Linked DNA regions of Homo sapiens: region 1 is linked to region 2. A link is a loop called in an ENCODE intact Hi-C map of the cell type or tissue named here. Cell type or tissue: psoas muscle. All regions are shown on one strand. Links, peaks and the distances in the headings refer to the core of each region. The heading gives the core; the rest is flanking DNA. Region 1 holds the start of LOC124901123 (a long non-coding RNA gene). Region 2 overlaps RNF145 (ring finger protein 145).

What was found. A loop is a pair of places that touch in the nucleus more often than their neighbours do. Peaks named below come from ENCODE experiments on the same cell type or tissue, not always from the same donor. Only the 100,000 strongest peaks of a DNase experiment are listed, where the experiment ranks them.
Region 1: a loop joins it to region 2, with 7 times the contacts of the local background. A loop is called at or near these places in 2 of 110 quality-filtered maps.

What each region holds. Positions count from the first base shown.
Region 1 is chr5:159,509,070-159,511,989 of GRCh38, reverse strand. It overlaps LOC124901123 (a long non-coding RNA gene), which reads left to right and starts at 132. Exons shown (of 2, transcript XR_007059022.1): 1 at 132-405. RefSeq lists an enhancer at 1,564-2,064. In psoas muscle, for the core only: no CTCF peak of the experiment used is centred there; a DNase peak (open chromatin) is centred at 1,469.
Region 2 is chr5:159,155,618-159,158,483 of GRCh38, reverse strand. It overlaps RNF145 (ring finger protein 145), which reads left to right. Exons shown (of 11, transcript NM_001199383.2): 11 at 1-1,075. Among named protein-coding and RNA genes, the nearest start is that of RNF145, 53 kb to the left of the region's middle. RefSeq lists an enhancer at 1,268-1,397. In psoas muscle, for the core only: a CTCF peak has its summit at 1,537 (motif pointing left); no DNase peak of the experiment used is centred there.

The DNA.
Region 1 (2,920 bases), core at 320-2,819, 350 kb before region 2:
AGTTACCTGGGATTCGGGGGAAATAAGGCACATCTCTGTTAAAAAAAAAAAAAAAAAAACTATGAGTTTGATTGTGTGATGGGTGTCTAGAGGACAGGAAAAGTGGACAGGAGAAAATTCCCCAGCACCTAACACAGTGCCAAGCACAAAGAGTCACTCAGCAAATATTTATTGAATGAGAGTTGACTAAAACAAATAATTACAGAACATGATACAGACTATGACAGAAGCAAAAGTGGGCTGTGGCTATTTGAAAATCAGAGCATCTTTTAAAAGGGAGACGGCATCTGAACCTTGCCGAGTAGGAATGTTCCAGAAGTAAGAGAGATGACTAGGGTTTCAAGAACAAGGACCAGCACCTATGAAGGCTCTGAGGCACAGACCACTGTGACCTGTGGAGAAGTGGTGAGTGGAGAAGGAGCATGGGTTTGGTGGGGATGGTAGGGAATGGCCAGTAATGGGGTAGGAACAATAAGTCTAAGGCTACATCCCTGAGGGATTTATGACATATGAACACTGGAGAAGCAAGTGGACAGCTGCTGCTCCTCTGTATCTGCACTTTCACAGCAGAAAGTAGAAGGCACCTCTCACCTACCTGATAACGGAGGAGGTGAGAATGTAGGCTTTAGAATCAAGTGGACCCTGGGTTCAAATCCCAGCACTGCTACCTTTGAACAATGAGCTGTTGGGCAAGTAACTGAGCCTCTCTGCACCTCAATAGTTTCGTCTCCTAAACAAGTACCATGATATCCACCCAGGGGAGTGTTGGAAAGGAATAAATAAGGTAAGGTATGTAAAATCTTGATTAGAGTACCTGGCCTACAGTGACTATTTTGAAAGCATTGTTTTGTTATTGTTATTACTGTAATAATTATTATTCCTGTCATTCTATTTGGAATAATGTTACTTCTCATCTATCCTTTACTGCCTATAAAAAAAAGTTAAATTTGAGGCCAATCTTTTCCATATTGGTTATCTCCACAGAGCAAATGAATTTAGAGCCATTACTTGATGGTGAGTGGGGATTACTCAGGTTGGAAGGAACCTCCAAGTGCACATGGCCCGACAAACCTCCTCAATTTACCACTGAGGAGCCTGAGGCCCAGGTACCAAAGGCTGGCCCCTGGCCCCAAAACAGCTTACAGAGAGAACTGGGCTAACCCCTAGGCCTTCAGGCCCCAATCCAGACCCTCCAGATACAGTTCACTGTCTCCCATTTAACCCTGTTGCCAAGTCGACAAGGTCAAGACTAAAATCTACTGCAAACGCCAACCTCTCAGACACAAATCAGAGGGCCCTACCCGACTCACTGGGCCCACAGAGGTTGGTTTGCTTTCTTCACACTCTCTGCAGCATCCACAGGCTGCTGCTCAAATCTGAGAACAGACTCTGCCCTGGAGCCCTCAAAGAGGAGATGAGAGGCCCCTCCCAGCCAGTGTCAGCTTACAGTGGGAACAGGGCCTGGGGCACAGCCAGAGCCAGGCTGACACTGGAATGCTGTTGCTTCCCCATGCTCTCATCCCCAGCAGAGGCAGTGTCAGGCTGTGGCCGGCCTCACCATAGCAAGGGGCGTGTTTCTCACCAGAAGGCCTGGCAGGGTCACTCTGGAGTCAGCCCCTTTTCTGTCATTTGCTGCAGGCTCCCACAGTTTCCCAGAACTGCCCCCTTGGTCAGAGTCACGGTTCTCCTCTGGAAGAGAAGCTCAAGGGCAGACCCTCGGCAGGAAGCAGACCAGCATTTTCTGGAACTTCCCCGGTCGCTCTTCAGACCCCTCACTGAGGGATTTAATGGGAGGACTCACACGGCCTGAACAAGCCAAGTGAAGCACTTGTCTGCTATTCTGTTCCCTTTGTGAGACTCAGAGTACCTGCCATACCCATAGTCAAATTTAAATAAATATTTAACAAAAGGGGTTATTTTCTACACCATGAGAAAAAGAGGTGATTTTCTACACCAGAAGTTATTATTCTCTACTCACAGCTGGCCAGACCGTGGGTGAGGTTCCTAACCCATAGGTAGCCAAGATGTTGGCCCATGTGGGAACCGTGGTCCAGCCAGTAGGACTCTCCTGTGCTGGATGGTACTGACCCATTGAGCCAATCAGATTCTCTCTCGTGCCTTACTGTGTTCTCCAAATACATATTGAGAACTTCCATGTGCCAAGCTCTATGCTAGGTTCCAGTGATACAAACATAGAAGGGGCTCTGTAACCCCAGACCTCTGTGCTCTTAGAAGGAGTTCAGTATAGGAATCCATTCCTTATTAGCAACTTAAACTAACTGTTGGGATTTTGTTGCAACATATACACAACTCTCATTTATAATGTAACAGTTACTTTAAATAAACTGATGAATTTATCAGGACCCTCGAATTCAAGGAACAGAAACCTAACCCAATCTGGCATAAAGAAAAATTAGAATTTACTGGCTCATATCCACAAAGGCTAGGACTAGAGCTGTCCTCAGGAATTCAAATAATGATATCGTCTCTCCCTCTCTCCTTCCTCTCCCACCCCATCTCATTCCATATCTCAGATCTCTGCTTCTCTCCATCTGTTGGACTCATTCTTTCCTCACATAGCAGAGCTTTATTCACACTGCAGGAGACGTGGCATGGGCAGCTCCAGGCTTCATCAACCTAGATTTGCAACTCCCAAGGAAACAAAGATTTCTCTCTCCTAGCACTCAGAGGTAAAATTCAAGGGAAGAACACCAATAAACCAAACTTAGGTCATGTGGCCATCATGAAGCCAATCACTGTCGCAAGATGCGTGAGATCCCATGATTGGTCAAACCTTGGTCACATGACACAGCTCACCCACCAGAACCACATGGTGCAAACGAACAGTTCCCCACAGCAAGGAGGGTGCCTTTCCATAGAAAGGGAGTAGATGCTGAATAGGATGGAGAGGAGGAGGCAG
Region 2 (2,866 bases), core at 1-2,500:
TTTTGCAATGTATGCTAATCAAAATGTATTTATATGTTCTCTGCTGATGTTTTATAGAGGTTTGTGAAGAAAATTCAACCTCAGCAACTTCAGAAACTGCCCCTGATACGTGTGAGAGAGAAATAAAATCAGATTTTGAGTGTTGAAGGGACTGAGGAAGTGAGGATAAAGAGCATGAGGACAGCATGGAAAGAAGGAGGCAGAAGTGGAACTGAACTTTCACTCTCCATGGGACAGATCAATCTCATTATCAAGTCTGAATAGCAACCAGCCCTCTCCTCCACCCCGTTTCTCCTCAGTTAATTGGAGCTCAGTCAGGTGATTATTGAGTCTTGTACAGCACTGAAATGAAATCAAAGATGAAGAAGCATTGATTGTATTCAAAGATTGAAGCACGCTCATACTTTGTATGTGCTTTAGGGAAGGGGTGGGTGGGCACTTGGGCCTTGCGGGTGCATTCATGTAATCTGAGACTCTTGAACTTTATGACGGAGTCTTCAGTATTTTGATGTATATGAAACTTTTGTTAAATATGTTGTATACTTCGCTGGCTGTGTGAAGTAAACTAAAACTCTGATGAACACTTTGGAGTCTGCTTTAGTGAAGGAGACCAAAGTGGGAAGGGCTTTAGGGCACTGATAGAGGCCCTGGGTGTACTTTTCAATCCTGTGTAATGTTTAATTCTTGCAACTGAATCAAAACAGTGTTAAATTATGGCAATATTTGCACTTTGGGAATGAGTACATAACTGTATGATCACACTCTGCAAATGCCACTTTTAAAGCTGTTAATAGACTTTGCACCTTTTCTTTGACAAGGATGTGTCATATTTAAATTTTTACATTCATCATGGCTACAGGTAGAACTGGGGAGGGGGGAATGTAATTTTTTATGGGAATTTTGATATGAAAAGAAACTAGTCATTTATTTATACAATAGGCTTGGCTCAAAAAGTGTTTTTCAGACCTCGGTATTCCTAATGTGGGATGTGACTTTATTTTATTTTTAGTAGCAAATTTGGATGTAGACTGACAGACATAGCTGAATGTCTTAATAAATTTAAATTTGAAGATAATTATGTTTTGTTCTTGTGGTTTGTTGTCATTATAAAGTGCTTTTTTTGAAGTTCTGTTCTTAGGAGGTTCTGTTTTTAATTTAGTTGGACTTACATGTTGATCCTTGTCAGAAATGCCCTGTAGATGGCAAAACTCTTTGATTGAAAAGGACCATTTCTTTTGAAATCTTCTACACCCAGTGTTAGCAAACTTACCTGTGCTTCAGAAGTGTTTGGGAAGCTTTTTATTTTAAAAAAGTACACATTTCTGAACCTTACTTCTGATTCAGATTGAATCAGCCTTTTGGGGTGCCTGAGCATTTCAGAGCTTCTATCCAGCTAGCCTAGCACTAAGGCAGTATGACTTGTTGGCGGGGGGAAAGTATCTAGGCTAGAATTCATTTCTCCCCAGGTGTAGCTGGAAGTTTATCATCTTTTTGGTGCTCCGTGTTAGGCAGAAGACAAAGCAGATAGCTCCCTCTAGTGGTAGGAAGGCTGCTTATCCAAAGACCTAGCAGTAATGATCTGGGATTTTAATAAAAGTAGAGTTCTTTGGAATTACTTTCCACATTATAATACACTTTTTACTTCTTAATAGCAAATAGATCCCAGCTGTACATGCCAAATCAGATGAGTGTGTTAGTAGCCTTTTGGACAAATGTCACTGTGTGTCAGGAGGAATATATTATGTGGTTGTAACAGAAAACCTCAAAATTATAGTGGCTTTAAAACCACAAAGATTTATGTCATGCACGTACATTACAAGGATATCCTGTTTGGTGCAGACACTATCCTGTTTGGTGCAGACACTATTGAACTTTCTGGATGGTCATGCCAAAGGGAAGACTGCAAGGCTGTACACCAGCAATTACACGTTCCTCCCTGGTATGGACATGTCACTTCCACTCACTCCCTTGGCCGGAACTACTGATATGGCCCCACCAGCCACAACAGCACAGAAGTTGTCTTCCACGTCCTAGAAAGAGAGCATATCAGTGACCAGCACTCTGGTGGAGCAACTTCATTTTACAGATTATTTGAAATTTGGGAGCACACCTGTGAATGGTTCCAAATATACCTCTGACTTAATTTGTTATTTGTCCTTACATACTGGACAGTAGCATTGTATAATGCCATCCGTATTCAAAATCTAGCCATTTTGTAATAGCTTCCAACTCACTGCAGAGTTTTTGACTTAGGAAGAAGACAAAGTTTAACCACCTGGTTTGTTCTACTGAAGAGAAGATGAGAAAATTAGATTCAGTTCCTCTTCTATTATGCTTGATCAAATTGAGAGAATCATCAGTTCCCTTATGAGTCCTTTTTAGGTCACTTTTCTTGTCTACTTAATGGTTTCCAGTGTTTTCAGACAGTGCATACCTATTTTCACGCATCAATATTCCCTTAAAAACTTTGTAATAAGGTCTGTCACCTTATGCACTTTGCCATCAAAATTAGTACTGTGACAATCCTTTATCAGTCCTCTTGGATTTAGGGAAATGGACAGCACAGAGGGATAAAAGGGGCTTGCACTAAGGGCAGGAGCTCTGGATTATAATTCTAAGTCCTCTGTGATCTTTGATTAGCCTTTGTTTTTCTGGGCATCAGCCTCATCTGAAAAAAAATCATCACTGAAGTGTCATTCTGTTTCAGGTTTTGCCCATCTGTATTTTTAATCCTCACCACTGACTGAGTAATGAGCTTCATATTTTTGAACAGTTTTAAACTAGAGACAGATGCTTCATTTTTTTTTTTAATATGCTGTGCTACATATTAAACTTACCTAAGATTCGGTTCACCACTGTGTTCCCA